Linked DNA regions of Homo sapiens: region 2 is linked to region 1. The links are chromatin loops, found by intact Hi-C in ENCODE. Cell type or tissue: PC-3. All regions are shown on one strand. Each heading gives the region's core, and the rest is flanking DNA. Links, peaks and the distances in the headings are about the cores only.

The links. A loop is a pair of places that touch in the nucleus more often than their neighbours do. Peaks named below come from ENCODE experiments on the same cell type or tissue, not always from the same donor. Only the 100,000 strongest peaks of a DNase experiment are listed, where the experiment ranks them.
Region 2: a loop joins it to region 1, with 4 times the contacts of the local background. A loop is called at or near these places in 3 of 110 quality-filtered maps.

What each region holds. Positions count from the first base shown.
Region 1 is chr2:158,593,230-158,609,615 of GRCh38, reverse strand. PKP4 (plakophilin 4) reads right to left here. Exons shown (of 22, transcript NM_003628.6): 4 at 6,512-6,546. LOC105373715 (a long non-coding RNA gene) reads right to left here. Exons shown (of 2, transcript XR_001739137.2): 2 at 13,359-16,386. Among named protein-coding and RNA genes, the nearest start is that of PKP4-AS1, 130 kb to the left of the region's middle. In PC-3, for the core only: no CTCF peak of the experiment used is centred there; a DNase peak (open chromatin) is centred at 9,235; H3K4me3 peaks cover 432 bases; H3K27ac peaks cover 1,957 bases.
Region 2 is chr2:158,715,000-158,731,385 of GRCh38, reverse strand. The region is part of intron 1 of PKP4-AS1 (PKP4 antisense RNA 1); the gene reads left to right. Among named protein-coding and RNA genes, the nearest start is that of PKP4-AS1, 12 kb to the left of the region's middle. RefSeq lists enhancers at 6,136-6,635, 7,472-7,977. In PC-3, for the core only: CTCF peaks have their summits at 6,828 and 7,027 (motif pointing left); DNase peaks (open chromatin) are centred at 5,795, 6,325 and 7,315; H3K4me3 peaks cover 1,503 bases; H3K27ac peaks cover 3,710 bases.

The DNA of each region.
Region 1 (16,386 bases), core at 6,470-11,469:
TGATCAAACCATTGCATCTCTAACAATCCACCTATTGCTGAAAGGCTTTTAAAGAGCTAAGCTTTTCAAGTCAAATTTGTAAAACTTAAGAAAAAAGGTAGAGAAAGTGTCTGAAAGTAAACATGCAAAGTATAAAAATAAATGAGGATAAATGAGGACCTTCAATCCTAAATCCTTTTGTGAAATTTTGTATAGGAAACCAAAAAACGAATAAAGAGGTTGCTTTTGTCAAGACCCAGCCAAAGACTAAGTGGACTGATGGTCTTTTAAATATTTTTCAAATTTAAGCCACTCCTCATTTATTCTGAGTAGGACTGCCTAATTCTAAGATAGATGATTTTCATATTATCTTCAGTATCTTTGCAGTCAAAGCAGCAAAGAAAAAAAACAATTGTCAAAATTTATAGAAAAAGCAGCAGCAACACTGCTGTTTTATCCCAATTATTAATATATACTCAAAGTTATAAATAGCATCTACAGTTACTAGAAAAGGAAATATGGGCCAGTGCAGTGGCTCATGCCTGTAATCCCAGCACTTTGGGAGGCAGAGTTGGGCGGATCACCTGAGGTTAGGAGTTCGAGACCAGCCTGGCCAATATGTCAAAACCCTGTCTGTAATTTAAAAAAAACAAAAATTAGCTGGGCATGGTGGTGCACGCTTATAATCCCAGCTACTCAGGAGGCAGAGACAGGAGAATCTCTTGAACCCAGGAGGTGGCTGTTGCAGTGAGCCAAAATGGCGCCACCGAACTTCGGCTATGGCAACAGAGCAAGACTCCGTCTCAAAAAAAAAAAAAAAAAAAAAAAGAAAGAAAAGAAAATAAGATTTTACTATTTTATTCATAAATTTTCAATTTGCTACTCTTCTAACTATAGCTTATTGCCATGGTTACAATTTAAATGTCATAAATATGGCTGAAAAGTGGGTAAACTTAAGAAAAACCACAACATTATACAGTTAAAATATTAGAAAGTAAATACCAGTTGTGATTGCTGTGTTTAGAAGTTAATACCCTTCCTCCTTCCCCTCAAAGGAAAAAAAATTAGTAAATGTAACTACTAGGCTTGAATATGAGTTTTAGGCAAGAGTGTGCTCTGAGAAAAATAAGGAACTATGCAGTTATTAAGTGTGAATTATGGACACACCTGTGGCGAGGGGAGATTAGCCACTGAATTAGTATCTGCCTAACACTAAAGTACTTGAGTACTTGAGGAGCTATTTGGACAACATTTAATTATTATGTATTCAATTTAAATCATTTAATACATTTGTGTACCATATATATTTTTATATTTAGCAGCTGATTGCACAGCCTACTAGAAAAGTAAAAAAAAGATTTGAAAACTTTAATTTAAAGGAAAATACTAAGCACGTAATAGTATATATGGGTTTCTCTTAATTTTTTAATTTTAAATTTTTGTGGGTACAGTGAAGGTATATATGTTTATAAGGTATATTAAGTGTTTTGATACAGGCATGTAATGCATAATAATCACATCATGGAGAATAGTGTATCTATCCCCTTAAGCATTTATCCTTTGCGTTATAAATCATCTAATCATACTTTTGTTATTTTGAAATGTACAATTAAATTATTGACTATAGTCACCCTGTTATGCTATCAAATAGTAGGTCTTATTGTTTTTTTCTATTTTTTTGTACTCTTATATTTGTTACTTGGCCATGATAAAAACCCTGAAGATGGCAGTCAAATGACTTAAGCAACGGGGAAGGGGTAGAAAGGATGCCAAGGCCATAGGTCCACTATAATTAATGTGTCTTCATAATCTAAACTCATTCTCTCTAGACTGTAAATCAACACATGATTATATGCAGTGTCTGCTTGGCTTTTGGTAATTAAAAATCCACAACTGCCCTCTCCAGCTCAGTTCAGCCAGTGTATAGACTGGTGAGGGTTAGGAGAAAAATTGCATGGGGAAATCAGGGTATTTCTCTGGCTCTATTTTAAACAACATTTCTGGCACGGGTGGCATCTCCTTCCTGGTTTCACCTAATGCTGGAAATCTCCCCGTCTGAAGCCCCTCCCACTGCTCCAGCTCTAGGACACTGACAAAACCATCTACCTACCCCTTTGCCTCTGCAGTCCTAGGGATGATAGCAGCTTTCTGGTATCATTATCTCTTGGGTGCTTCATCATCCTGTTTAATCACTCATATCTTCCAACCCACACTTTCGTAACTACATTTTCTGTATCAAATTCCGTATGTTGAACTACCTGGCATGGGTTCTGTTTTCCCAGCTGAACCCTGGCTAATAAATACACCTATTATCCTTGGGTTACAAAGAACTCTTATCCATCAAACACTAAGTCTCCAATAGAAAAGAAAAGGGCAATCTATATTGTACTTCTATATTCTCTAGATAATTAGAAATACAAATGATGACACTAATGTGGCAATATGAGAAGATCAATCCCATACACCTGGAGGGAGGGAAAATTAATACAATCTTTCAGGAAAGCAACTTGGTTACATATAGCAAAAGCATTAAAATATTCAAGTACTTTAAATAATTTTCTTCCTGAAATTCCAGCCTAAGGCAAATCAAAGGTACCAATACAATTTTATATATAGGGATGGTTACCACACTGTTATTTAAAATAGTAAAAAATAAGAAAAAATCTGAATGTCCGATACTAGAGATATGGGTAAATACGTATATACTTATGATTTTCCCTTATAGAATTCCCCTATCTCCCAACTGTAACTGAATATAGTTATACATCTCCACTATAGCTCACCTTCATTAAACCTGAAGTTCTTAAGAGGGCAAGGATGTTTGCTTTAAACATTGACAATTACATGCTAGAAAAGTGTTTATTTATTTCAGAAATAAATTAATTATGCATTCTTAAAGATGAATTTGAAGAATTTTATATTACATGAAAAAAACTGGCAAATGTAACTGCATATACAGTATGTTCCCCATTTCTCTCAAAAGGTAAAAAAACTGTATGTAACACACAAATGCACAGAAAGGCTAAGTGATGAGCTTGATTATAAGTAATTTTATCCACTTTTTGTACTTTTTAAATATTTTCCAAATATCTTTTGATGAGTATATATTACATTTAGAATCAGGAGAAAAATTATATTTACAAAGTAAAGAAGAAAGTCGAGATGAAGGCAGTTGGTAAGGTTAAAATACAACAAATTACTTCACACCCACTAGGACGGCTATAATAAAAAGGATAATAACGTGTTTGAGAGGACGTGGAGAAATCAGAACTGTTATTTTATTATTATTTTTTTTTTTGAGAAGGAGTCTCGCTCTGTTGCCCAGGCTGGAGTGCAGTGGTGCTATCTCCGCTCATTGCAGGCTCTGCCTCTCGGGTTCACACCATTCTCCTGTAGAACCGTTATTTTTAACTAGTGGAAATGTTAAATGGTACAGCCACTCTGGAAAATAATCTGGTAGTTGCTTAACGGGTTAAACACAGAGTTACCATGTGACCTAGCAATTCCACTAATAGGTTTATACTTAAGAGAACTGAAAACATATATTCAAAACTTTTATACAAATGGTCATAAAAGCATTATTCATAACAGACAAAAGTAGTAAGACCTAAATGTCCATCAACTGATGAATGAATAAATATTATTCAGCCATAAAAAGGAATAAACTACTGTTACATGCTATGATAAGGATGAACCTTGAAAAAATCATGCCAAGTGAAAGGAACCAGCCACAAGGACCACATGTATGATTCTATTCAACTGAAATGTCTAGAATAGGCAAATCCATAAGGAAAGAAAGTACAATAGATTAGTGGTTGCCTAAGACTGGTAAGTTTGGGGGTAAAATGGCGTGACAGCTAACTGGCACATGGTTTCTTTTAGGGGTGATGAAAATGTTCTAAAATTGTGGTGATAGATGCACAAGTCAGAATATACTAAAAAAAATTTAAGAGTATTCTTAAAATGGGTAAACTATATAGTATGAATTATCTCTCAATAAAGCTATTATAATAAAGAAATTTGTATATTATACATAAAGAAAGAAAAGGCTGTTAAGAGAAACAAACAAAAAATTAAGTTCACATGCATGTGTGCCAAATTTGCCATAAAAAAAACAAACCTGCAATACTGTACTAACGTCCTGTTAGGCTATAAAGGTTTTAAGGCATTGTGAGTCAAGTTATGAATCAAAAATAGTTCTTGTCACTTTTAAAAACATAACTTCCTTGTGTATATATTTTTTCAAAATATAGATTTTGTTACTAAATGAAAATATTCACCTCATTTACTCATTAGGTATACTTTTAATACCTTCTAAAGGTTGGGCATTTTCTAGGCATGAAGTAGGAGAGAAAAAAGAGACACTTTGCAAGAGCTTAGAATTTGGCTGTGAAGCTAATATATGCACACGAAATATTCCTAGGACGTGTAAAGCAGCATTTACTATTCGTTCATGTATGCAGTATTCATTCGCTCAGGTGGTGAATCACCTAGGGTCTACCATCCACACACAAGGCCCTTGGAATACTTTGTTGAACAGAGCAGACATGGCTCCCACTCTCAGTAACGACCTTAAATGCTGTGACAAAGTGGGGGAAATAACACTGCATCTCACCTGACTCCCTCTGTCCGCCTTGGTCAGATTTCAGATCATTCTCTCATTACCTCCCAAGAATAAGAAGCAGCAGCTTTCTCCTGGCATAGGCTGCTCTCCTAGGTTTCAGGCATGCTTTCTCTAACTCAGTTGTCCCTTATCCACAGCACTCTGGCCCACATGTCTGAACCACATAATAAAGTATTAATATGCATGGACCTATCGGTTTAACAGAAGTGTTTTCTTCACATTTGAATAAAGGCTTTCTTTAGTAATCACATTTCTAAATGCTTATTGAGTGGTGTCACTTGCTGCCCTTTAATCATCTCAAATCCAACACATCTCACACTGTGGTCCAGAGCACCCCCACCGAAACTGGCTCTCCATTTTGACACTCCTAATTGTTTTAACTGTACCATCCTCCCAAACGCAAAACCTCACAGTTATTGCCTACCCACCTGACCACCACACCAGCCTCTAAATCCTTATGAATTGCCTAGATGATCTCACACACCAAATTCTGCAGTAAGCTTTCAATTGGTCTATCTTGTCACTAATTTTTCCTCCCACCAGTTCACACCTCTGCTGTTTCTTCTGAGAAATGTTTAAATAATATGACATTTTGCTTCAAGAATTTTCAGTGTCTCCCCATGATCACGGAGAGAGTATAAAGTCCCTGGAACTTACAGATCTCTGTAATTTCAGCCAATTCAGCCTTCTAGACTTTGCACGTCTTATCACCTCCCAAACCAGTTTTAAATGTTCCCTTCCCGTGACACTTGTGTTGTCTCTTCTTTTGCCCAGTGACAATGCCCTCTCCAGAGCCGCCCATCAAGCCCAAGGCTGCAGGACCATCTCCTCTGCCATCTCAGATGTGGGCTGTCCACTTATATCAGTATTTCCCACATAATACTTACTTGGCAGTTAACCACATATTATTTCATGGTGTGACTTGCCTTGTGTTAAACTGTTGTTTAGAAGCCTTATTGTTAGGTAGCTTTTCACGTTTCTGCCTCATCAACAGTTTGAGTTAACGCTATTTTTCTGGGGGAAAGAACTTCTTTGTATGACAGCCAAGTGCCTTGTATGCAGTATAAGGAACACCAGAATCCTGGCACTAGGTTTAGATAAACTCAGATACTGGGCATTTGGTTATCTAAGTCTTCCTCAATTCAAGTCTTGTTTGAAAAGGGCCAAAGTATTTACACATCAATGCCTATTCCAGCATTACAACATTGTTCACATTACTGATTACGATGTAAGCTCCATGGGGGAAGGGGACAGGGACAAGTGTGTGTTATGCCCATCACTCTGCCCAGCAATGTGCACAGCACCCGGTACATTATGTGAATACTCAATAAACATTTATTGAGTGAAGGCTGAGTATGAAGACATCAACGATTTATGTAAGTGACAGACAGTCTCCTTAATGTAATTCATCCTTCCTATGTGGTGAATTTAGGTTAAAAAGAAAAGATAGAGAGACTACATGGAAAGCTACCACACTATGTTAGAAGCTACTAGATATTCTACATGTGGATACATTAAAAAAATGAAAACTTCAAGCGACTTTTCTCTGAGTATGATAAACACAGTGAAATACCCAACTTGTATAATTAGCAGCTTTCTTGATTACGTAATAACTTTTTTTGAAGTCAGCCCTGTGTTTTCTTATGATGGAAATGGAAACTTTCAGATATGGGGTTAATATTAAAAATGCTGCTGTTCAATGCTTTTTCATTACAGTTGACATACACAAATTTACTCAATTATACTAAAAACTTAAGCATATTAAGTACTATTCCAAAGCAATGTAGCGCAATATTGTCACTATTAAAGGCTTTGCTTGGCTTATTTCACCAAGAGATAGTAAGTTAAGAGAGTAGGCTATGTAATTTGTGTTTATCAAACATAACTTTTATATAATAAAAAACATACCTGTTGATCTCCAAGGAAATGACTTCTCAGTTGAGCTAAAGAAAAAGAAAGAAAAAAATGGAACATTTATTTATTTTGTCATAAAATTTAGCTTAGGACCTGTTTTGCATATTAACATTTAATTTCCACATTAAATTATACAAGAGCACAAAAACCTTAAATAAAATTTAAACTTATCTAAGTTAATTTTTAGATAGTATTTAAAATTGGGACAAAAATTGTTTCTATTTGGAAATTAAGGCAAATTATAAAATGACATAAAATTCTACTTGAAGAAGACAAAACAGCACAACTGTATGATATTCACAGTACTTACATGATGTACTACAGTTTTTTCGTGATAATATGAAAACCACATACGTATCATATATATGAAAAAGAACCAAAAAGGCTGTTAAACAGTTTATTTTATGTATTTTCAAAAGCAGCAATTAGAACAGAGACAAAAATTACTGAGGCCACTTTTGAATTGAATATTGCCTTATAAAATTTAAAACGCAGAACTTCATATCAAAAATATAAGGTCCTATAAGCCAGGATAAAGTGACAGCTATGTATTTTCCTTGGTTATTAGAGGGTGCATTTAAAAAATTTGTGAATAAAAACATATCAGTGCCTCCCTGCTTGCCACCTCTCTTGCCCCAATCAATACAGGAAACCATGGTGTTACAGGGACAGTGTAGCAGAATACAGGAACAACAGAATGGATTATTAAGCATTTATTAAATGCTAGATTAAGCATTTCACATATGATCTCCTTTATGTTATTTATCACAATCTTGTGAATAGGTACACCCTTATTGTTATCTTACAGACAAAGAAACACATGCTGGTAACTCGAAGAGCTGGAACCACACCCAGGACTCCTGGTCAGATTCCAAACTCGTGCACCTTATCACTGTGCTACCTGGCAGAACAGCTTGTGATCCCATTTTTGCATTAAACACATACAGACACATAGACAATATGACTAGAAGTCTAGAAAAATAAAAATGAATGTGCTAGCAGTTATATCCCTGAGTACAGCCATTACATGTTTTTCTTTTTAATCATTTATACCTTTTTTCCTTTTAAAAAACCAGAAAAAGGACATATATTCATGGTATTTTTTTGAGTGCTTATTAAATTTATAGAAAAAGGAGTGTGACTCTGGGCTTAAGGAAACATTCTGCCAAATAAAGCACTTGGAGTGGGGGAAGAACCGTCCTTTTAGTGCTATATTTCTGAGATTTTAAGTTCTTATTACCCCCTTGATACTTTCCCCAAGTCATTATGTGGTTATGAAACTTGCTGGTTGAAAACCCTAGATTCCATAGAAACTCCCTGAACTTCAATTTTGTGTGTGATTTGCCTTTTCTCCATCACAGGTGCAGTAGTTCACATTCCAGGACCACTGAACGAATTGCAAGCAGGGTGACCTTCTCCCAGCAAGTGGAGTCAATCAGTTAATGCTAATCTCCTCCAGGGCTCTGTGATGTTCCTTTATCTGAAACACTCTTAGCTGATTTCAAAATGGACTGATAGGAAAAAGTGAAAACTTGGTCAAATATCAGTAATGAGACATTTGTCTTGCTCCTAAGGGTAGGCCATCACTGTCTTGTGACTCCAAAAGTGGTTCTGCACACTGAATTTCAATTTCTCCTCAATCTGTTTTTGTTATTTAATTCTATTATCTAAATTAGTTTCTAAGCACTGAGATTGGTATTACCCAACTCTGTTTCCTCAAAAGGATCATATTTTATGTCAATATTAAAATACATGGTAAATCAAACTGCCATCCGGAAATGTTTAGTATACCTCAAGTTTCTCGGGAATATTAAGAAAGTTTTATCTTCTGAGTTTGAAACTTATATCAACTTTAATGAAATACAAGACTTTTTATCCTCAAAACTGTAGGTCACAGAATATAATTCCAGCTAATTGCTCAAATGGGGCAAGGGCTGTGGTTGTTTTGCTCATCTCTTTATACCAAGTGCCTAGCATTTGCCAGGCACACAGCAGATGCTTAATTAAATTGTGAAAAAATCAAGTTCTTTAATGTTTTGAAAGGTCAGATTATACAAATTACCAGGTATTACCTAGTATAAGCAGGTCAACTTATTCTCCCCGAGTCTAGGTAGGAAGCTCCAGCAACCTCGTTGTGTAACAATCAAGCAAACAGCATTTTTGCTGCTGAAAGGACCTTTGGTTACCAAAATATAATAGGTATTCCTAGGTGAAGGCAATGGGAAGCCTCAATAATATTCCCTCCTCCATTTAAGGTACCATATATAAATCATTAGAAAAACAAGCTAATAATGAAATTAAAAATAAATAAATAGTTCCATGGTATACTCTGAAGATCATCTATTCAGCCCAACTACTTTCACAGAAACTTCTATAATTCTGAGAAATAACTGGTCATTACATGTTATTCATAACAGCCTATTTTCTTTTTGAATTACTCACTTCAAATGACTCTCAAATTGTTCACTACTTTGGGACTCAGGGATTGGACAACAAAACAGATGGAATTTTGAAATGCTGTTTTAAACCACCAAAGGCAATTGTTCTAATAAACCCATGTTTATTACAACAATCACAGGCAGCTTCATGTTAGAAACATAGGCTTATTTCCTCCTTCTCTCCCTCCAACCATCTATTCCTAGAAACACTTCCTCAACTTTTATTGAATGGCTACAATGTGTCTGTAGGCACTGTGCCCACAAATGACTCCATCCCGGTTCCCTTTCACTTCTCTTCTGAAGATGCCAAGCAGCTTGCGTTCTAGGAGCTTCCACTGGAATGTGAAACACATTTTAAAATACACACAGGAACTGAGTCACCCATGATAACTTTGTTTCAATGGGAAGATATATTCATAATTTAATACGTTAATAACTTAATCATTTAGAATGAAATCCACTAATAACCTTGGGGCTGTCCAGTCAGATGGTGAACATCAATCAAAAGCAAATTTATTACCAAATTAACAAAACAGTTCATTTTAATACGAAAAATCAGTTTTGTTTACAGGAAGACAATGTGCCTTCATCATAATATTACATGAAAATATGTTGTAGATCACTATAAAATTCTACATACTCCTGAAATTAATTTTTTTCATTCAGATGCAAATGGAGGCAAAAATATCTTTGTTGGACATTGACAGCTGTGCAATATCTTTGAAAACTCTCCTTATTTTGCTGTTTCCCATATTAGGAGTCAGAAAATTACCTGCTCATAATCCCCTCCAGCCAGAGGGCAGGCCAGTGAGTGAAGTTCACAAGAAGCCACATGTGGAGATAGGGTGATCCTGAGCATTTGTGGTGGATACAGTGGTGGCAGTAGGCACTGCTCCTTGAAACCCAGATTCAGATTCTGGCTCCCTGGCCTTCCTAGAGACTCCATGAGTTGATATCCAATAGCTCCTAAAAAGTTGCTTTTCTGCTTACATAAGCCAGAGAAGATTCTATTGTTTGCAACCAAAAATCCTGACTGATGTTATCCTAAAACTAACAAAGACAAAGTAGCCCTCTGAAAAGGGCCCAAGACTCATAACTGTAGACTATTTCCAACTGCATACTGGATATGTAACACAGCTCAGATTCAACGTATTGAAATTATTTCCCTCTAAACTGACTCCTGTTTAGTGATTCCCACCTTCAGTCACTCAAACTGAAGAGCAGGGAGTAATTTTACTATTTGTTCTTCCCACTAGTGTGTAACCTCCATGAGGGTATGGCAGGTGGCCTTGTTTACAGACAATGGCCAGAGCCTAAGGCAGTATCTGACACATGGCTATCACTCATTTTGAATTCATCTCTACTACCACTGACACTGTTCTGGCCTTTATCCTCTTATCCTCTTTTGGCTGGGTCATTCTTTCAGTCTCTCTCCTAACTGGTCTTCCTGGCTTTCATTTCTCATCCTGCCAGGCTCTCTTCCACGCTGCTACTACTGCGATTTTTTTCAAACACTCACCTCTGATGTCATTCTTCTGCTGCTAATGCACAACAGATCCATACAGGATAAAATGCAAACATCTCAGATGGCACAGAAGGCCCTGCACCACCTGGCTCCTCCTAGTGTGCCCTTTCCCACACAAACCTACATCTGAAGCATTTCTAACTGCTTGCAGTTGCCTCACACACCATACTGTTTCACACTTCCACTGCTATTTTTAGGGTAGAACATGCAGGAATAGAGTCTGGAAATTCTTTCAGAATTACTCAAATTCTAGAATGGCACATGCAGGTACCATATAACTTGTTTATATACCCATGAAACAGAATGCTCTAAAGTTTACCTTCACTTTGTATCACGTTCTATAATAACAGGAATATTTTTATTTTTTTTGAGTTGGAGTCTTGCTCTCGCCCAGGCTGGAGTGCAGTGGCGCGATCTCGCCTCACTGCAAGCTCCGCCTCCCAGGTTCACACCATTCTCCTCCCTCAGCCTCCCAAGTAGCTGGGACTACAGGTGCCCGCTACCATGCCCGGCTAATTTTTTGTATTTTTTTAGTAGAGACGGGGTTTCACCGTGTTAGCCAGGATGGTCTCGATCTCGTGACCTCGTGATCCGCCCGCCTCAGCCTCCCAAAGTGCTAGGATTACAGGCGTGAGCCACCACGCCCGGCAATAACAGGAATATTTTTAAAAAATGTTTTACTTAAGTTGGTACCCAATTTTCTCCTGGTTCCTCTGTCTGATGTGAGCAAGCCTGCTTTAGTGGATACCAGTAGGTAAACGCTAGGAGAGGGGACAGTAGAGAACTGGATGGAGCCACATGGTAATTCTGCCATGCCATTTCCCTCACCTTCTTTCAGGTAGGGCTCATTTTATCACAAGTATACACAAGCTACTGTTACTAGTCTCTTAGCAAGACATACTGAATTAGGACAAGATCCAAGGGTTACTCCTTTCTGAAAAAGAAACAGTTCTTAGCCTGAAATCAGAATACGGTCAAATTGCAAAATTTACTGCTTTATTTAAAAAAATCAGGCTTGACACAGCGGCTCACGCCTATAATCCACCACTCTGGGAGGCTAAGGTGGGAGGATTGCTTAGCCCAGATGTTTGAGACCAGCCGGGGCAACAAAGTGAGACCCTATCTCTACAAAAAAGTTTAAAAAAAAAATTGCCGGGCATGGTGACATGTGCCTTTAGTCTCAGCTACTTGGGAGGCTGAGGTGAGAAGATTGCCTGAGCCTGAGAGCAAGGCTCAAGGCAAGCAAGGCTGCAGTGAGCTGTGATCATGCCACCACACTCCAGCCTGGGCAACAGAGTGAGACCCTGTTTCAAAAAAATAAACAAAAATAATTGTGTCAAGAAATTTTACACACACATGTATATTTATATATGAATATAACTCATTAATAGCTGAAAAAATAAACCATAGCCAATAACAAATTAAATTTTACTCAGTATTAATTAGAAGGGATAACTCAAATTATCCTAGAAATTGTTTTATTTATGAATGGAGCATGGGTGTGTCCCACTGTCTAGACTATGTACCATCTATAGCCTTCTCTCTGGTGACCAACAATCATCCTTCCAGAATTACCTTGAGGAGAGTTGGTCACCTCCTCCTTTTTATCGTGAATGTACCCAATAATTTATCTCTATTTTTGCACTTTTCACATTGTAACCATAGTATTTGTTTACCTACCTGTTCTACTAGCAGACTGCAGCCTTCTTGAGAGTAAAGATAGTATATTAATTCTACCTGCATCTAACCAGGAACTGGCATTGAGTAGGATGCTTAAATAGATGATAGCTGATCTTCACTCTTTGGGTTGTTGTTTTAAAGATTAATGCTACATAATTTTAGAAACTGTTTCAATCATTCTGCAAAAGAGACAGATTCCTCCTGATTTGGGCTCTTTGTATCTTATAGAAAAGATGTTTACTGCATATATCGTATGGATTCATTCAACAAATATCTGTTGATCATTTATTGAGCACCAGCCATTGTTAGAGGCTGGGAATACATGGTGAGAAGAGCATTCTACAAGAGAGGACTCTGATGTCAATGTCACAGGGCCCAGCACTATGCCGACTAAAGAGACATTCACATATCTATCACAAACAAAAGTGTGAAGCAACTTTTAAAAACAAAAACAAAGACCTAACTCTCCTTATACTCATCTATGAAAAGAAGGTCAACTGGTACTGGGAGCACCCAGGTAGGAATCTGAACATGAAGTCCCCAGTGAGACAGGTATGGAATATGAACTATACGCCATAGTCTAGACTGCACCTTGACTTCCACAGCTCAAAAACCGTAAGGGGTTGGGAATAAGCCAGTTTGGGAGACCACCAAAATAATACGCTGCATGTGTAAGAAATCTGACATTTCTCCCCCTCTGTGTCATGACAGATGATCTCTTTAATGGCTGTTTAAACCATCTCAAATGAGTAGCGTTACATGATCTACTTTCACTGTCACACCATAGTTTTTTACAATATTACAATATTCTTTTCTTTTTTTTTTTTTAAAGAGACAAGGTCTCATTTCATTGCCCAGGCTGGGATTACAGGCATGAGCCACTGTGCCTGGTACACAATATTCTCTAAATTATTCTTAAGTGTTCTTCTATTAAATAGATGTAATTAATACATGAATCAGGTGTATATTAATCTTTACTATGAAAAATTTTTAAAATACATTTGTACATTGTGGCCTTTCCTTGATGTTTCACTCCTCAATTTTCTCTCAGTTTTACCATTTTGAGCTCTGATCCTAAGTTCCACACAAGTCTGTATTTCTGTACATATTAATTATTGAATTAGAGTTTAAAAACGCCCACGTTTACAGATGAAATCTCAGTGGCTTCAGGACATAAGTTCCAAACTGCATTTCTCTCTTTTTCCACCAATTCTTTATTATCTTACTTTCAATTTGTGATTTGCTCATTTTATAACATATGTTTCACCTTTTATTGTGCCATTGGTGGGCTTTATTTTTCCACTAATCAAAATTACTCCATTAGCAAATGTATAGGCTTTCTGGATTCCAAATCTATTGTGAGAAGTTCTAGCTAAGTCTACTTTTTAGTCAATTCCAAGGTCTATTTCTAAGTTAAAAAAAAAAAAAAGGTAAACTCATTTTGTGATTTTATTTTTTGGCAATGAGTTCACATTGCAATTACTTAACACCTTGTTATCCTCTAGGCATTACAAATTGCTTTTTAAAGAATTATTCCAGAATCCTCTTAGTTATGTGAACTGGGCTCCATAGTTCCCTGTCACTCTGTATTTCCCATTATGCATCTGGGATTTTTTTTTCCCCTCCCCAAGGAAATATGACAAAATAACTACTAATGATTCTTAAGTTTGTCTCTACTTAAGAATGTTACAGGATAAATTTAAAACAAACTACCTTAACTAAGTTTAACACATTCTGTCAAACACTTAAATTTCTATATCGTCATTAATTATAATTAAATGAAATCTTCAATTATGATCAGGAGATACAACATACTTTAAGATTTTTATTTCTATCTAACATTGCTTTGGCTTCTGTTTTAATTAGTACATTTAAAACTTTACTCCGTCTATCTCTTAATGCATTTGTAAAATATTCCATTAGTTTCTTGTGAATTCTTAGCTAGGTTAAATGCATTCTTTGCTTTAGCTTTCTTGAGTGCTCGTGAATTTATGCTGAGAATACCGCTTTTTGAATATAATTCCTATGGAAGTCCCTGGTCTTATTAAGACCAGGCATTCACCTGTGGGCAGGTCAGATTTCTCCTTACCCTGACCCTCAAGAAGAATGTCCGTGAGCTCATTTTATATTTACAATAAGCATGGTGAGAAGTAGGATCTAGAAGACTAAGATGGAATAGAGGGTTCTCTAATGCTATAACCTGTCTTCTGATGTTCTGAAAATTCATACCACTTACTAATAGGTAACTGTTAGGTTACAACCAGTTCCGTTTTTCCTGTTTGGGAAACAGGGCCTTTATCTGTTGCTCTTAGTCAGGTAAGGATTGCCCGGGAAATAAATTCTTTACACTAGAGACTTATGCTCTCTGTCTTAACGTCAGAACAAATAGAGCAGTTACACAAATTAAACAATATGTCATGATTATTCTTCCCAAAACAAGTTTGGATAGCTCTTCATCATTGCACTAAGCTAGTTCAGTAAGGTGAAGACAGGAAGGTCAACACGTGAAGACAGTGAAAGTGAACTGCTTTGCCCAGCTGAAGGACGAGGGAGTTGGAAGGCAAACAAATATCTCCACCACCACATTCACTACCACCTCGGAGGGGCTCTCAGGACCCTAGTTTGAAAAATCACAAATCCAGGCAGTAATGATTTCTTAGCAAAAATATTCTGAAAGCAATCCTCCTTAGTATTTAACTATATTTTTTGAAACCCCTTCCAAATTTACTTAGTGTCCATTCACAATCAATCTCAATGAAAACAAAAACAAAACAAAACCTCTTCCTCCAAATTCCTGGTTTTTCACTGACCAAGTGTCTCTTTACCATGCTGTCAGATCCTGGGCAATTCTCTGTTGGATGGAGACTGATTTCTTTCTTCCCAAGAAAGGGCCACTAATTAATTCTTCCTGGCTTTTCATCAGAATGGCCGTTAGTCCCCTCTCTTCCTAAGGCTATTCCCAAGATCTCAGCAGCCAGGAAAAGTGAAAATGTGACAACAGGTGCCTAACTGTAGTTTAGTTATTTTTATGTGTTATGACCTTGCCCCTGAAAATGGTACATGCCTATAGTTTGAACTAAGCAAGGCATAACAAATGAGACAGGGCAAAGGGCTTCTTTTCATAATTATTTATATGATCTGAGGGTGATATCGAGGTTACAGAAAAGCAAGAGCACTTGAATTAAAAATGACACCCTTCATGTAGGCTATAGCTGTTCCTGACCCATCAGCAACAGGACATGAGGCTTGAGTTGCCTTCCACCAGTGAGGCTCTGCGTCAATCCATCTCCACTCCAAACCCAACCACTGGTGTGACCAACAGAATGAGCAAACAAGATGGCTATAGGAAGGCAGACCTGATACCTCATGGAAGGCAGAAAAGGTCAAGGGCCTAGAGTCAGACTCATATTTCCCTCAGTGACACTTTACCTGAAAAACTTGGCCATGCTCAGAATGTGCTTTTACAATTTTAGTCTTTACAAAATCATGAGCAACAGGGACAGCAAAATGTGGAAAAAAAGTCCACTCTTGGTTTACATTGGCTGCTAGCAAGTTTGAGTAAAATGTATGCCCAGCTACTGTGGTGAACATGTTTGGTCTTATTCATGGCCCTATTTTGTTTTCATACTTGTTTTCTCAGTTCTTCATTCTACTTTTCCTTTGTGCTACTCTACTGTATATTTTTGGATCCCTATAACAGCTGTCTAAAACGCATTCCAGGGAAAGTTAAGATTTAAATAAACAATATCATGATCAGCCTCCTGAAGGCGAAAGTTGCTTATTTGATGCACAGCAAAAACATGAAAGGAACAGGAAATACAGTTCAAGTAACCTTCATAGGGACTAGAGGTGAACAAATTTCAGAAGATGTTAAATATTCTTTGACAAAAGCATTTTATGTTAGTGCCTTGAATCTATGAATAAAAGAGTCAGAAGACCATATGGGAAAGGGAAGATCAAAAAGGACGTAGTACTAGACAAAAATGAGACAAACAGTTCCCTCTGGTATCCCTATAAATTATACAGGAAACATGACTTCTGTTTATGCCCATCCCACAACAGGTGTTCCAACTAGTCAAAGTAGAAATCAGAAAAGGAAGGTTTTCTAATATTTCAAGTGACATTTGAAAGAATGAAAGCAACTGAGATGAAAAGAGTAAAATGGCTAAACACAACAACAGACTCTCTTCCTAAATATCCTGCCACAAACCTAGGATCCTATTTGG
Region 2 (16,386 bases), core at 4,585-9,584, 120 kb before region 1:
GCTCTGGGGTGCTGTTACCCCTAGACAATGCAGATTTGCTCTCTAAACAAAGCCTTGCAGTGAATTTAATGCCTTTTAAGGTGAGGCCTCACCTGCGGGTCTCACAGTGATGTAAGCAAAGATATTAGAGATGATTTGCTTTTTAGGTGGGCAGAAATTCGTCAACACAAAAACACATACACACACACATTCTGGATGCTGAAATTCTGAGGAGAGAAAACTCTGAGTAGAGCATGGTTAGAAAAATCCATCTGTCGCCCGCAGGTGTGTGCAGGTTGCATGTGAGAAGGAAGGTGGGCAGCCTCTTGGAGGACACGTAGGCCGAGGAGTGGGAGGCATCTTTCTTCAAACAGAGCCCTTGCTCGTTGCGGGGGACAGAGGGAAGGAAAGACAAGATGTGAGCCAGCCTTTCACCTGGACTTGTTTTCCACCTGGCTATAGAGGCTCCACACAGTGCTGGGGTGAGGAGTGAGAGGCCAGGGGGAGGCCCAGGAGCCAGGTTGTCACTGGCTGGGCAGGGGCACTGGGCAGCTGGCTGAGCTTGGAATAGCAGAGGATGGAGGAAACCTCCATGCAGGACTGGCCCCTCCCAGCTGGCCTCCTGAGGAGGACACATTAGCTAAAGCCTCCTGAGCGCTCTCAGCCACTTGCCCACGCATGTTCCTCCTTGTTGGCAAGGGGAATTTCCCCATGGCCAGCGGCCACAGAAAGTGTTCCCTTGAAGTCCACAGCCTACTTGGCCCCCCAGGGGCAACCCCAAACCCCTGTTGAAGGTTAGTAGCAAGAGTGTCAGTAGTGGGCATTCATGTGGGCAGCCCCTTCACGTCTTCGCCAAAGCCAGCACTAGGCAGTCATCAGTCAGGACCCCGGCATCCCTCACTAGCCATCCCCCCACATCAACAGCCAGCAGCTTCTCTCTGGCTCCTCTCCCCGGCTCCTCTCCCCTATGCTCCACGGGCTGCAGGGCCATCACTGCCTCTGTCTGTTTGCTGTCACGCCTCAGCTGGCCCGAGAGAAAGAATGTCTGTTCAGTCCAGAGAGGCACAGCACGTGTGTCCTGCGGTCGGGGCTCCCTCTCTCTACTTCTCTGCCTGATGCCAGACATGCTGCTCTTCTTGCCTTCACCATCTCAGAAGAGCTTCTGTCGAGATCCTCTGCGCTTGCATGGAGCTTATTGGTATTTACACCTCCCTGGCTGTCCCCTCAGCAGTGCACAGATCCTGAGAGATGGCAGCCCTGCACAGCCAGCTGGCCCTCTACTGAAACCAGGATGAGCAAGGAAAGAAAGCCATCCAAGGCGTCATTACGTCTCCTCCTCAGAGAGGACAGCCAGCCATTTTCATGATTAAACCCACTAACCACTCCCATTGGCCTGTGACAGCTTCTTCTGACCACGGTGGTTACTGATTAAAGAGAATCGGGATTACTTTTCTTAGTAGAAAATTAAAACCACATACACACAGATAGAGGGAGAGTGCATTCCACTGTAATGCTCTTAATAAGAACTCCAGATTGCTCAAGCCATGTCCCTCTCATGATACCAGGCGCCCCTGTCACCCAGAAGATGGCCCAGAGGACATGTGCTATGGCCCAGCAAGTGTGCATGTCATGGGGATCCAACCACTCTGGCCCTTTCCTCACCCAGCATATTGATTCCTCCGGAGTGTCAGACACTGTGCTGGGCCCAAGGGCAAAAGCTGTCCCCAGGCCCCTCTACCACAGGAGACCGGCCAGGACACACTGAGCATCTGCAGGAGAGTTTAGGCAGTCCCCTCCCAGGCTGCTCCACGCTGGCCCTTTCTGCTCCTGCAAAGCTGCCCATCCATCTTGCTTTATGGACTGCAGAACTGCCTCAAAGGCAGACACTTGCCCCTGTGGCTGAGGAGCAATGAGCTGTCCACTGGCAGCTCTCCCGGCAGGAATAAAAAGACTGTACTTCAAATAAAGTTTCCTCTAAAAAATAAAAAATAACAAAAATAAGGCACTACCCCGGTGTTTCCCATATGTGAGCCTGCCTTTTACGGCCTGGATGCTTGACTCTCATTAGCATTGCTGAAGAAAGGCTGTTGACTGTACACGGGGGCAGCTCCAGGACTTACGTATTGAGGGATTTGGGGGCAGTGTGGTGGTCAGAGAGGGTGGGGTCTCTGCTTATTGAGCACACTGGCTTTTGGGGAGATGCTGATGGAGAATGCAGAAGGGTAAGACCCTCTCCCATCACCTCCACCAGTTCTTGGCAGCATCCCAAATTAAGCCTTTGTTCCATGAATGGAGCCAGCACTAGGAACCAGGAGTGCCGCATGCCAGTTCCAGCTCTAATTAGCTGGGGGACTTTGTACAATTCCAAAATTTTCCTAAGCTTTAGGATTCTGCTCTGCAAGGAGGTTGGACTTGGACCACATCGTCTCTAAAATCCCTCGAAATGATTCTAGGCCTTGGAGGAAGAAAAAGAAATTGGAGATACAGTTTCCATCCAAGGGAACACTAATGATGGTGAAACGATAGCACCACACGGAAACATTGATGAAACTACAAATGGTGAAAGTCATGGAAAACTCTTGCTTTTTGTCCACCAGCATCTACCCCCATTACTTCTGGCAATAGCTCCCGATTTCCATTTGGGAAGGTCACGAGGTTCTGCTTCCAGGGATGGAACTCATGACCTACAACATGTCCTGAGTCCAGCCACTTCTCGCCAGCTCTGTCACCACCCCCGTTCCAGCCACTACTGTCTGGCCCCTGTGGCCCCCACCCCTCTCCACATAGCAGCAAGGGGGCTTTTCCAAGCATAACTCATGTCATGCCTCTTCCCTTCCGAAAAGCCTGCAGACTCCACCATGGTCAGAATGAAGCTCTGTCTCCTCCCCATGCCGGCAGGGCCCAGCCTCCCATGGCGTCTGCCACTTCCCCACCTCTCCTCCCCTTGTTCTCTGTCAGTCTACTTTCCTCTGTCCATACTGGCCACTTTGGCTCTTCCTTCACCAGCCTGGCTTATTCTGCTTCAGAGCCTCTGCACTGGCCCTCTCTGCCTAGAATATTCTGTGCCCGGATCTTCTCGCAGCTTCTATTCTCATTGCATTCAGGTCTCAAATGTCACCTCCTAAGAGAGCCATCTTATTTAAACAGCACTCTACCCCATACCCCACATCAATCTCTACCCTCTGAATCTGCTGTAGGTGGTTAATTTTTTTAATATCTGTTATTTCCTAATTTTGTATCATTCTGTTTGATGTATTTGTTTGTTTTCTGTCTCCTACTGGTAAGTAAGCCCCAACAGAGCTTACTGCCTTGTCAATATTATGCCCCCAGAATGCACAATAGTAGCTGGTACATAGTAGATGCTCAATAAACACTTGATGAGTGAGTGAATGAGGTCAATCTGAGCATTCAGTGTCCCAGACATATTGGTTGGTTCTGGTTTGGGGGTCACATGACTTAACCTGGTCCAGGCAGAGTGAATCTCAGGACTTTGCCAGAGCACTGGGTGACAGGCACCTACCTGCTTTGGTCTGCTGGGCTAAGTGTTGTTACGGTGTGAGGCTGAGGCTGCCAGAGCTTCCAGATGGAGTCAGGAACAGGGGGCCAACCCAGGGGAAGAAGGACCAAGGGGCAAAACCTGCTGGCATTCTTAGAACCTGAATAAAGCCATACCTCAAGCTAGAACTTTCTATGACTTTTCTAACTAATGTGAGCCAGTTCATTTCATAAGCACTGTCTAGTTAATCTTCATACAACACCAGAAGAGTTCTGCTTACCCACATTTCCCAGATGACAGAATCAGGCTGAGGAAGAAAAGTTGAGTGACTTAGTCAAGGTCACACAGTCAGTAAGGGTCGGGTTAGGGCTTGATTTAAGGTCTTCTCGCCCCAGTGCTGTGTTCAGTATTCTCCTCCCCAAGGCCTCTAATGGCCCTTTTCTGGGGAAGGCAGCAGCCTTGCTGACATGACAGAGCTGGGCCAGGGTGGAGTCAGGTCAGCCTCGCAGCAGAGCAACCTGTTTGTGTTATTTCTGTTTATATAGGGCTTTTCTTCAAAGCACTCCACCTGTTTTTGCAAATAACTATTACAAGCCTTTTCTGCAGCAAGTCAAGAAGAGACAAGGCAAAACAATGGCAACAGATGTTCCCCAGCCTTAGAAACTGGTGAGTGGCCATGCTTGTCAGCTGATGCAGCTGACAGAGCCCAGATTAACAGCACAGGCCTCTGTGATCTGTCTTTGAGAAGTGACGTGGCACCTCACAGATGTTCAGTCCTCATTGTCCGTTGGCCCCACCAGCAGGGTATGAGACGATGAAACTCCTTATGTTTTAAAGAGTGGCCAGTGTCTGGCCTTTGTCCCTTCCAGGCTCCTCTCCCAAGAGCTCCACTGGGGACGGCTTTGTTGGTCTGGACCGTGAAGTTCAGCTGCCTCTGCTGGCCCTGCTCCAAGGATGAGCTTTGTTTCTCTGAGCTGGGTTCACACCATGTGAGTCCTGGGTCCAACTCCTAAGCCTGAGGTTTCCCAGCAGCCACCTTCAGATTGACTGCCCAGGTGACTGTTCTCAGGAACAAGCCTGCAGGGAAACATCTCAGCCACACTTGTGCCTGAGGTGGCCAAACAGCATCTAAAGGACTCAGAGGAAGACCAAGGGGTGGCCTAGGCTCCCCTGCCGAGCCCCCAGGCTCTTAGTGAGGGGTGGGAACCATGGGAGCTACCTCCATTCATCCATAAAGCCTGCTCAACAGCCCTTTCCTTTCCTGGGCCTGGTTAAGAACCTGCAGTGCCTCTCACTTTGCCTCCCAGCCAGGCCACTGGGTTCCTTCCCAGTGCCTGCCTGCTCTGTACTTGGACCAGGGCACAGCTCAACCTGAGTCTCCTACCTGGGTGGTGGCACCTATCTCAGCATATGGCCCTGCAGAATGAGGCTGAGAAGCTACCTAGTGGGCAGTCTGAATTCAACTAGTAAAGATCAGTTGAGTTCTCATGTGGACTCAAGTATTCACTTCTTTGGGCAGTTCTCAGAAAACCAGAGTCTAGACAGAGACTGGCCAGTTTTTGTTTGCCTTTGGCTAGAACCCACTAGGCTTGTACTAAATGACCATCTGGCTGCATACACATAAGGGTCAGGTAATTCCTGTAAATCCACGGTCTTCAAGCACAGAGGTGCATCAGATTCAGGCGGAGAAGACTGGGCTCCGCCTGCAGGGATTTGGGTGCTATGAGTCTGGGATGGGTTCACTGCATGTTTCTGCACCCCCACACCCCAAGGCCTTTAATTTCATAGACATAAAGAAAAGTCCTGCAGATATAAGGAAATGAGAGGTGATCTCAGTTGATGGGGGAGACAGTGGCCCATCAGCTACTAGGTTTCAGCTGAAGATCAGTACAGATCCCATGTTGCAGAGAAGAACAGAGCCAGTGAGCAGAGCTTCTCCCTGGCTTCTCCATTCTCTTCTTCACAGGAGGGGACAGGAATCCCCTCATAATTTGTCCCTATGACAGCCGAGTTGTCACCACTTGGGGAGCAAGGCAACCCCTGATGTCATCAGGTGCAACACATAGCCAAGTGAGCCCAGCGCTGGCCAGGCATTGGTTATGCACTGCACACACCCAGCTCTTTGTCTGGCTCACTCCTAGCCAGACTGCAGAGGCATTTGATAAGTGGCAGCCATTCAAAGCCAGAGGGACTCTACCCTGTTAAAGGGATGCCACTCTCAGTCCTGATGGAGACAGCGAAAGGGTGGATGTCTTTGGGAACAGCCTGCTATAGCAGGAAGCAAGCTGTGCATTTGTTAAAGGATCACATTTCGCCCTTGGGTTAACTGGCTCGGAGCAAGCAGTATCATCTCTGCTCTGGGAGGTTGTTTGCATAGGCTTTCTCCGCAGCTCTACCGGGCCATGGGCGGCCATAATATTACTGTCAGCAGTAACAGCTGGCACTTTCCAGGTACTCAGGAAACTTATTAATCCCCATTATGACTTTATCAGGTGGGCACTAAAATTACCCCCCGCCCTTTAGAGATAACTGAGGCGCAGAGAGGTTAATGACTTGTCTGAGAGCCCGTGCCAAGGGAGTATCAGCTCTGGACAGTGAACCCAGGCAGTCTTGCCTCTGGAGTTCTCCACGGCTTGGACAGGAGAACAGGGCACCAAGTGAGTCTCAAGTCTGCCAGGCCAGTGCTCAGGGACCCATCCATTGGAGGGAGTGGTGAGGTGGGTACCATTTGCCTCGTGGGATGGAGCAGCTGGTGTAGTCTGGGCACTTCAGGTCAAGGGTTTTGTGACTAATGCCACAGATATGTGATTGGGTGACTTTTTTTTTTCCTTTTCATTAAACAAATTGTAAGATTAGTGACTGGGGCATTCCATAAACGCACATCAGAGTGTTCCAGAGAGGTGTGGCTGCTAGGGCAGAGAGAGAAGGCAAACACCAGCCACCTGAAGGGCTGGGGGAACTCCAGCTTCTGCTTTCCAAAGACACAGCTTCCAAGAACAGCAAAGAGAAGCCAAACCAAGCTCCAAGGAGCATGCCCTGACAGCCGGCTGCAGATCCCGTCCAGGGTGGCTGGGCTGTTGCGGTCCTAGAGGATCTGTGGGTCCCTCTCTCCCTCAGCCAGGTGTCTGGACACCTGAGCAGCAGTCCCCCTCCAGGGTCCCTTCCCTGCCAGGCATCAGAGCCACAGGGGAGACCCACATGGAGACTGCCTGGTGCAATTGCAGCTGACAGCATCTCCATAACTCACGAGCATGCTCTCACTGTGAGGAAAGCCACCTGCCCTCTCTTCCTGTGTGTGTCCGTCCAGGAGAGCTCTCCCTTGCAGACACCTTTAGGGGAGGGAATCAATGGAATGGGACTTGTTGTTAGCAGTCACCGCCCCTGCTGGAGCCAGTGGGCATATGGGAGATGTCGGATGGTTCTGTTCAAACAAAAGAGCACAAGCTGTGGGTGGAGGCAGAGGGCAGCTAGCGAGGACAGAGGAGGCTGGCGGGTGAGAGGGTGTTTAGAGTGGCGACTGAGGCTAGCTCCCTCTTGAGGTTGGTGGTGGAGAGTGCAACTGCTCCCTCAGTGGCTGTGGCAAAGTTGGTTAGTTTTCGTAAAAACCAAGGAAGTTTGCCCACTTGTCAGGGATGCCTTTTTGTTTTGTTTTGTTACTGATGTCATAGATAAGCAGGCCCCGTCCACATGGGGCATGTCTCTATGCCTGCAATACTTTTCATTTTAGAAGATGAACATCAAGACTTGTGAAATTTTGATGAAGAGAGGGCATACTGTCGTGAGCCGGATGTGAGCCCTGGGGCCAGCCTGCACTGGCTGTTTACATTTGGGCAAGGCTGTGACAAACAGAAAGGTGCTTGGCTATGAGTCACCAGGGAGCTTCCAGAGCTCCTTGGGGAGCTTGGATCTTGTCACACTGCCTTCTCTGAGGGGCTGGGGAGAGAAGCGGAAGCCAGTGATAGGATTCAGAGCTGGAACCAGAGATAGCAGGTCAGGGCGGTAGGTTTGGTACTGAGGGGAGAAGGTTCATTTGGGACAAATTCACTGAGGCCTTGGGCAGAGTGATAGTGCATTTTTATAGGGCATCAACCCCTCACCTGTGATGGGAGGGCAGAGGTTGGCATGCAATGGCACTTATACAAGGGTAGATTCCCTCCTTTCTGGATGACTGTGAGGTGCACCTAGACTGTGGGTTATGGGAGATCCTGCCAGCCCTGGAGTGCCTGGGGCCACTGGGGCAGGGCCACAATGCTTTCCCTGTGGGCGCCCTGGGCTTGGTGACCTCCAGAGTCAATGTTAGTCAGGCCATTGTTGGGCCAGTTGTGTTTGTTAAAGCTCTTTAAAACAACATGCACAATCACAGGCCTGTCCCACAACTGGATTCATGACTCTGAAAGGGTTTCTTGTCCAGGCAGAACCCCCTAGAAGGCTGGGGGCAGGGACGGGGCCGCCCCTTGCTTTCCCCAGTCTGGCTGCCAGCCCCGCGACTGCAGCTGGCACTGGCTGTGAGGCTGGGCCTGTGAGAGGCTCCGAGCAGCGGAACAACACAGTCCTTGAAGCCCATCGAGACTCAAGTTGGCTGTGGGGGTGGAGGACAAATGGGGAATTATCCTGAGGCTTCCCTGCCCTCTGCTTTGCCAAGGGTTCATAGTGGACTTGCTGGGAGGCACAAGGGCAGGGGCTAGGAGAGTCCAGCTGTTACAAACCCAGGGGCTCCTCTGCCTAGAAACCCCTTTCTAACCAGGCCAGCACAACCAGCTGCAGACAATAGTGGCAAAGCAGCCAGCATCCCTGCTTGGGCACTCCTCACCATGCAAGGGAGGGAGGAGCTGTGCTGGGGCAGGCCCTGCTCTCCACACCTGGGCAGGCAGGGCTGGGGATATTAATATGAGTTATCTGAGTGTTTTCATGCCAAATGCTGTGCTCAGCACTGTGCTTATCTTACAAAAATTAACCCACGAGATAGACGCAGCCAGTATAGCAAGGCGGTGTCCAGGGTCGCATGGCCAGTAAGTGCAGGGCCAGGATGTGATCCCAGCTCTGTCCAACTCGCATGGGAGCTCTTCACCAAGACAGGACTTGCAGGACTCAGAAGATGGACGCACTGTGTAACTGTGAGCCCACTGCTTCACCTCTCTGAGCTGCAGGTACCTTACATGTGAAGAGGGGCTAATATGACCCCCTTCTGGGGCTGGGGTGGGGGTTAGCTAAGATGAAGTATGAAGAGTGCCTGCTCTGCTAGGCACACTGTAGGAGTTAACTTGACTCTTTGTCCTCTTCAGACCTGGAGTGCTCTCATCGAGGCCCAAGCCAGGCATGAGGGGGGTTGGAGTCACTTCCTGCTTCCCTTTCTGCCTCAGAGCATGTGACACTGTGTGTGCTTGGGTACCCATCATGTCTGTGAGGCTGGGCAGTGACCTTGACACAACCACTGCACCCCCAGCTACTCCCTTCCCTGACAGGTGGCTTCATCTTGAGCTGGGCTCCTGCTGGGTTGGGAGAACACCCCCGACACCCAGGACCTACAGAGTGGGGCCTTCCCCTGCCTGGGATGCCTATCCTTCCCCTGGACCTGCTGCCCCTGAGGCCCAAATCCCAGCTCTCTACTGCCTCTTATTCGCCTCTCTCCACTGTGGCCCCCATTTCCTGGCAACTCTGACGGAGAGTATGGTAGGCCGAATAATGATCCCCCAAACATATCCCATCCTAATCCTTGGAACCCATGAATGTTACCTTATATGGCGAAAAAGAACTTGGCAGATGCGATGGACTTGAACACCTAGAGATGGGAAGATTATGCCATCCTAAGTGCCCTTACAGGAAGGAGTCAGAGGGAGATTCCCCAACCAGAGAGAAGAGGAGAAGGTGATGTGAAGATGGAGACAGAAACTGGAGTTTTGTGGCCAGAAGCCAAGGATGCACCAGACGCTGGAAGAGGCAAAGAAAGATTGTCTGCTAGAGCCTCTGGAGAGAGTGTGGGGCTGCCAATGCCTTGACTGCAGCCCAGTGATACTGATTTTCAACTTCCAACCTCCAGAACGATGAGAGAGTACATTTCTGGGGCTGGGACTGTTTATCTTTTAGCTTTAAAAAATTGTGTAAAAATACATATCACATAAAATTTACCATTCTCACCCTCTTAAAATATACAGTTTGGTGGCATTGGTGCATTTACGTTGTTGTGCACCCATCAACACTATCCATCTCCAGACTTTTTTCATTATCCCAAACTTAAACTCTATATTCATGAAAATAAATCATCCATCCTCCCCTCCTCACTGGACCCTGGTAACCACTATTCTACTTTCCATCTCTATGGATTTGACTCCTCTAGGTATCTCATATACATGGAACCGTATAGTATTTGTTCTTCCGTGTCTGGCTTATTTCATGTAGCATCATGTCTTCAAGGGTCATCCATGTCACAGCATGTGTCAGAGTTTTCTTCCTTTTTCAGGCTGAATAATATTTCACTGTGTGTAACATCCATTTTGTTTATACACTTATTTGTGGATGGACATTCGGGTTGCTTCCACTTTTTGGTCATTATGAACAATGCTGCACATTTCTGTTGCTGTAAGCCACTAAGTTTGTGGCAATTTGTTACAGCAGCCCTAGGAAACCTTGAGATGTTGATTGGACCCTCGGCCTTCCTGCATTCCATGCTATAAATCAAGCAGAAGCACAGAATTGCTCCAGGTGTGAGCAGCTGATCCCCTGCATCAGAAGCACTTGGGGGAGGGTGGAGATGAAAGACTTTTAAAAATGCAGATTCCTAGGTTCTACTGTCTGCTGTGTCAGGTTAGGGCCAGGGAAGCTGTATTTTTAACATGTGCACCAGAAGATTGGTATATGCGCTAAAGTTTGAGAACTTGTAGTTTGAGACCTGGTGGGTTACTCTTCCCAAATGAAATGTGTGGTTATGTGCATCTTCTGGATATAATCCCTTAACCTGAAGAGATGACCTTCTTGGCAGGGGTGTCAGGCATGGGGGGTGAGGCAGGTCTCTCTAAGCTTTCAAATCACGTGGTAGACAGTGTGGAAAGATGAGAGAAAACATCTGTTACTTTAAAAGTCGAGTGCGATTTTTTTCATTGGTCTGGGAGGAAGATAATTGTTCCCAGAGGTTGAGTGGCCCTATTGTTTGGGAAAAATGACAGGAGCCCTGCTACTGCTGAGAGATCAGGTTCTGGGCCTGAGCTGGATGAGTAAAGATGAAACAAAGGAAGGCTAAATTGCTCTTGGAAATGAAGAAATGTTGAAGGTTTTTGGTGTCCAGGATGTAGATGAGTTGAGAAGCTAGAAGATCAGACCAGCAGGAGATGACAGAGTCGTCTAGAGGCAGCTCTGAGGGGGTCATGGGGCCCAGTGGCATGGCCTAAGGCTGGAACATATGGAAGACGGGACCAGAGAGGAAGCCTCCCTGGGAAGCAGAGGCAGCCTAAAACTAGAAGTGATGTCTGCCTGATCATGAATTTACCTTGTAGTCTATGCTGTAATGACCCTCTTTTGGCCACCAAACCTTCAGTAAAATCTGTTATGTGTAGCTTGTGTACAAAGACCCTTGCAGAAAAGAGATTTTGTGCCATAGCAGAACATCCCAAGAAAGGGGAGACGGGGGCATTGCAGGAATTGTGGTCCAGCGAGGAAGCAGACTCTAGGCAAGGACCGACCAGAAGAATGTGAGCTCTTACTGCTACAAATGCATGGATACATTCAGGGATGCTAGACCTCCTGCACCAGGAATGGGGACTTTTCTCAATACCAATACCATTTTATTTGGTATTGAAGAAAAGGGGGGTCCAGAAGGATGGAGAACCTTTGGAAAGGATGGTTACACATAGGCAGAAACTGACTAGTCTCTCTAGGGAGCTGGCTCCATGGAAGTCACCTAACTCCATGCCTGTGCCTTTCAGCACCTTTTTAGGTGAGTGGGTCCCTTAGCTCATCACTGAATTGAGTTTTCAGACATCACAGCTGGAGGATCTTTGGTGAGAGTCTCTCTGATAGAAGGTGGGTGGTGTGTGTGTGAAACAGAAGGTTCATCCAATTACTGATGGGCTAATAAAAACTTTCAATGTTCTGAAGGTGGAGATGAATAAAAAACACAAACTTTTCTTTTTGATATTTTTCCTACATTCTCCTAAGCCAAATGCTCAAGCATGTGGAATTTAAATAATTGTTTTTAAGTCAAATCAATTTTGGAACCGAGAGAGTTGGAGGTTTATAGACTCCTCGGTCACTGGCGGATTGCTGATTAATGACGCTGGTGTCTGTAATTATACTGCTGTCAGGAGGCTGAGTGTCCTCGATAAATCCAGGCCCATCTGCCTTCCCAAGACACCAGGAAAGGAGTGTCTTGATTTATGCCCTGATTGGCACATATTCTCTTTACTGTACCTTAGAGAACTCTCAACTACATAATGGTTTGAGAGGTCAATTTTCATCTTGCTTGTATTGAGCAACCTAGAATTTAAGTGTCCTTGCCCATGATTGTGAGGACATAAATTGGGTTTTTCTTCTCATTGCTCTTTTCGTTCATTTTTCTCTAACTTACCTCTTTCATATGAAAAACTGGGTGTGGTAGATCACAAAAATTCAGAAAGGGGTGACAATTCCCACCCCTCTCTGAATCCATGCCCTTTAAACGTGGCTTCACCACTCTTCCCATCAAGAGACAGAGTCTATTTTTCCATCCCTTAAATCTGAGCGGGCCTTGTGACTTGCTTTGGCCAATAGAATGTAGTGAAAGTAACAATGTGCCAGTTTCAAAAAGCCCCGCGGCCTTTTGCTCTTCTCCCTGTAAGAACTCTGCCAGGCCTTGCTGCTGGTTGATGACGGACACGTGGTCCATCTCTCCCCACCACCTCCATAAGTAGAAGCAGTGCCTACATGGCCTGTGGCTGGGCCCAGTGGAGACCAGAAGAACCCCCCAGGCAGAGCTTGGCTTAAACAGCCTGATTGCTGAATCATGGGCTAAATGAATTGTGGTTTTAAGTTTGGTTTGCTGTGCAGCATTATTGTGGCAATAAATAACTGATCCCCTGGGTACCTACTGTATACTACTGCTGTTCTAGAGTTTGGAGCCACAGAGAATCAGAGATACAGAGGTGGATAATGCATAGTTCTGGCCCTTGAGGAGCTCACAGTCTGTGGAGGCAGACAGCCCCAACAAACATGCCATTCTAATGGGAAGTGACAATGGGGACAATTTTTCTTGAACATTATCTATGTGCTGGACATGATGACAGGCATTTTATCTACATTATCATCCCACTTAGTCTTTGCTGTAAGGCTATGAAGCAGACGCTATTATTGGCACATTTTATAGGCAAGAATACTGAGAACCATGGAGGTTAGGGCAGGACCTGATTCCAATCAGCCCCTGGTTTCTGCCAGCCCCTGATGCCCCTCTGTAACAGGCATAAAGCATTAAGGAGTCAGAGGAAGGGGAAGCTGGCACTCAGGGGGTAGGGGCAAAAGCTTCACTGGGACCTGGCCAGTGGGGGAGACTGGAAGCCTGAGGTCATGGGCTCCCAAATCAATCCAGGGGTGAGCTGTTGTGATCTTGAGCTGGAGAAGCTGATAGGATACATTTGGATGGAGACTCTGCTGGGGAACCTGGAAATAGCACCAGCTATTTTTAGGGTGCAGGCTGAAAAAGACAGGACATAATCCTCAGGAACTAGGGTGCATAAGGACAGGAGGAATTTTGTGTTCCCCATGACAAGCAGCATTTCTCTACTGCAGAGTATTCAACACCAGACAATGCCTGATTGGGAATTTCCGCATGGATTGTATTTTTTAAAAAACACATCATAATTAATAGGAAATTCAGTTTTTTTCCTCTATTGTTTTATCTGCAATGCCCTTTTAAGATGTTTGTTTTTAAATGGGTTATCTAGCTTCCTTCTGATGGCTCGTCTGGCTGAAGTGATTCCACATGATGCTGCGACCTGTGTGATGGGTCAGTCCCGGGAGCTACGCTCCACTCTAACCGACATCTCCTTCCCTCCTTCCACATAGAGGGGCATGGAACAGACAAAAAGTGGGTCTTGACATTTGCGGGGGTGACTTTCAACTGTGAGCTCCTTAAAGGTAGCACTCACCTCTGTTATAGTTATCGCTCCCTTACTGTGAGTGAAAGTCAGATGCAATACAAACAGCTAGCATGTAGGGAACATGGTGTCCGGGCATTGTTGTGGTTCTGTGTGTTAATTCACAGAAACACAGCCACTATTATTGTCCTAGTTTTACAGATGAGGAAGCAGGCAGGCAGGGAGAGCTGTGTCTAAGGCCTCACAGTGGGAAGGAGCACAGCATGGGTTTGAACTGGGCCTTTTGCGTCTGGAGCCCGGGATCTTAAACACTCCCCTCCGCTCCAGTTGTCTGGAAATGAAGCCCTGGGGTCAACAACCTGGGTGAGGTGAGGCTGCGGGGCTGGGCGGGTGTTTCACTTTTTACTTCATGCACTTCTGTCATTGATTGAGGTGATCATGTGATAAATATGCAAATCTGGGGTGGTGGAAGGAAGAAAAAAATACCTTAAAATATATATTTTTTAAACATGGCATGTTAGAGCTGAAAGTGGCCTTGGAGCAGATCTAGCCCAAGGAGGAAGTGGTCTTGAAGGTGAAGCGATTGCCCCAGGCTCTATAGCTAGGTGGTAATGACAGAACCTGGCTCTCTGGACTCTCCTTGTTCCTTCCTCTCAGAGCTGCCTAGAGGACAGTGGCGGTGCTAGCGCGCGGTGGGGGTGGAACTATGGTCTGAGGCTGGCGCTCCTTCACCTGCCTTTCACACCCCTCCTTCCCTCTCACTGTGTCTCCTGGGCTTGCCCAAGTGCCCGGGGCTCTCGTGCTGGCCCCAGCCTGATCACAGTAACTTTTGGGGACCCCTCTTGGGCCAGCTGTTTCGGACATGCTCCATGTTCTCCTGACCTCTCTCCCAGTCAAATCAGTCTTATGTCCAGGAATCAGTCTTATGTCGGATTCTTTAAGCCTATCTGGTCAAGCTGGAAAAACTAATCCCAGCTAAAGAGTGAACAATGGATGCTATTTTCCCTCCTGCAGGTTGTAGCTAGATTTTAACAGTGGCCTTCAATGACTTAAAGCAAAAGACTCCTATTGCCATTGCAGCAGCCAGGCTTGGCTAGTGGGGGAAATATTTTAAGAATTTAATGCTTCAGTTAATGTCTTTAGCAGCAAGAAGAATTGTTAAGTGGGAAGGAAGAACTAATTGCAGGGCCAAAATAAATTCCATTTTCTGGCAAGGCCAGTCAGACCAGTGATGTCAACCATAAAATCCCTTGTTCTCTCAGTTCTTCCCTTTCCAAAGAATTGCCCTCCTCTGTGGCCATTTGCGGAGAAAAGGGAGGCTGTGCTATAACCATGGAGGCAGAGAAATGTAATCCTTCAGACAGGAGCTCTTTTCTGGGATGAATGTTTTGTTTTTACAGCATCATCCCTTGGCTCATTTTATTCAATGACCTTGCCCTCATGCTGAACCTTCCTCAAAATAAGAGTGGTCATTTCCTTTTCCCCATTCCCTGAAGGCGACACGGCAGACAAGTCACTATTGTGTAGTTCTGAGGGGGAGGCGGGGGCATGCCGCTTGGAGGTTATGTTTACTGGAATCATTTCTTCCCAGTAAATCCACTTTCTGAAGTCCCAGCCACTTCCTCTCTCAAGTCACACAGTGGGCTGTGATGGCTGCAGAGGAAGTGAGGGCCAGGGAGCAATTCTGAGCCTCATCCTGTATTTAGGATTCTAGCTTCCCCTCACTTCCCTGGAGGCTTTGTTCTGGAAAACAGCACTTGTTTTCCATGGAACAAAGGTTTCTGGAAAGCAAGAAGGCCATCCTGGAAGAGCCCTGTATGGGACAGTGAGCAGGGAGCCATGTTCTGGAAGCCCCTTGGGGTTATTTATTATTATTATTATTTTTTGCTAGGGAGGCCAAGCTAGGATTCAGGGCCCAGGGTCCTGGAGGGCAGGCACAGGAGGTCAGACTGCACCTGCTTCTGGCAGGGTCGGGCTCCAGGCTAGAATCACAGGGGCTCAATAATTATGGAGGGCCCTGTAGCCCAAAGCCTGCAGTTCTAGATCTGGCTCTTCAACAAATATACTTTTATTTCTCTGAGCCTCTGTCACCTGCAACATGGAGATAGTAATACTTTTCCCTCTTACCTGGTAGAGGTTGGTGTAGACTTAAAGAAAACAATAAAGGCACAGAGGTTATTGGAGTTGGAAAATGAAAAGGATTACTATGTTCTCCCCACCACTCTCCTCTGCATGTTTTGTCAAGACAGAATGACCTTTGATCATTTTGTGGACCTGGGGGCACAGCACACCCAGTAAGATGCCAGTCCCCTCCCTTGTGAAGGGTGGGTCCTGAGATAACTCCCCAGATTATATGGCTCAGTGGACACTATTTCCAAAGTGGACAGGAGTATAGTATAGGATATTGTAAGTACGCTGGGAAAGCATGTTTCCTGCTTAGCTGAATTTGGGAAACACTGGATTGAAAAAATTCACTACATTCAGATCTTCTCAGAGTATTTAATATGCTAACTTCATCAAGAATTCCGAAGTGAGGGGGCATAAAATGCAACCTTTCCCAGATGTTTTTGATCACGGAGAAGTATTTTTCTCATGGAACAACTATTCGTGTGTCTCAGAACAGGGTGGTAAGTGCTGATGTTCATTCTTATGCCTTTGGCTATACAAAATATCTATAGTCTTTATTGATTTTGACTAAACAACATCATGCTGTTCTTGAAATGAGCCTCATTAGAAAAAAAAATCCACTGCTAAAAACCATTCTCTTGGACTTGTACTTTTGGGAAGATGGAATAAACATACTTTCCCCTATTCTTCCTACAACTTAAAGCCATTAATATTATATATAAAACA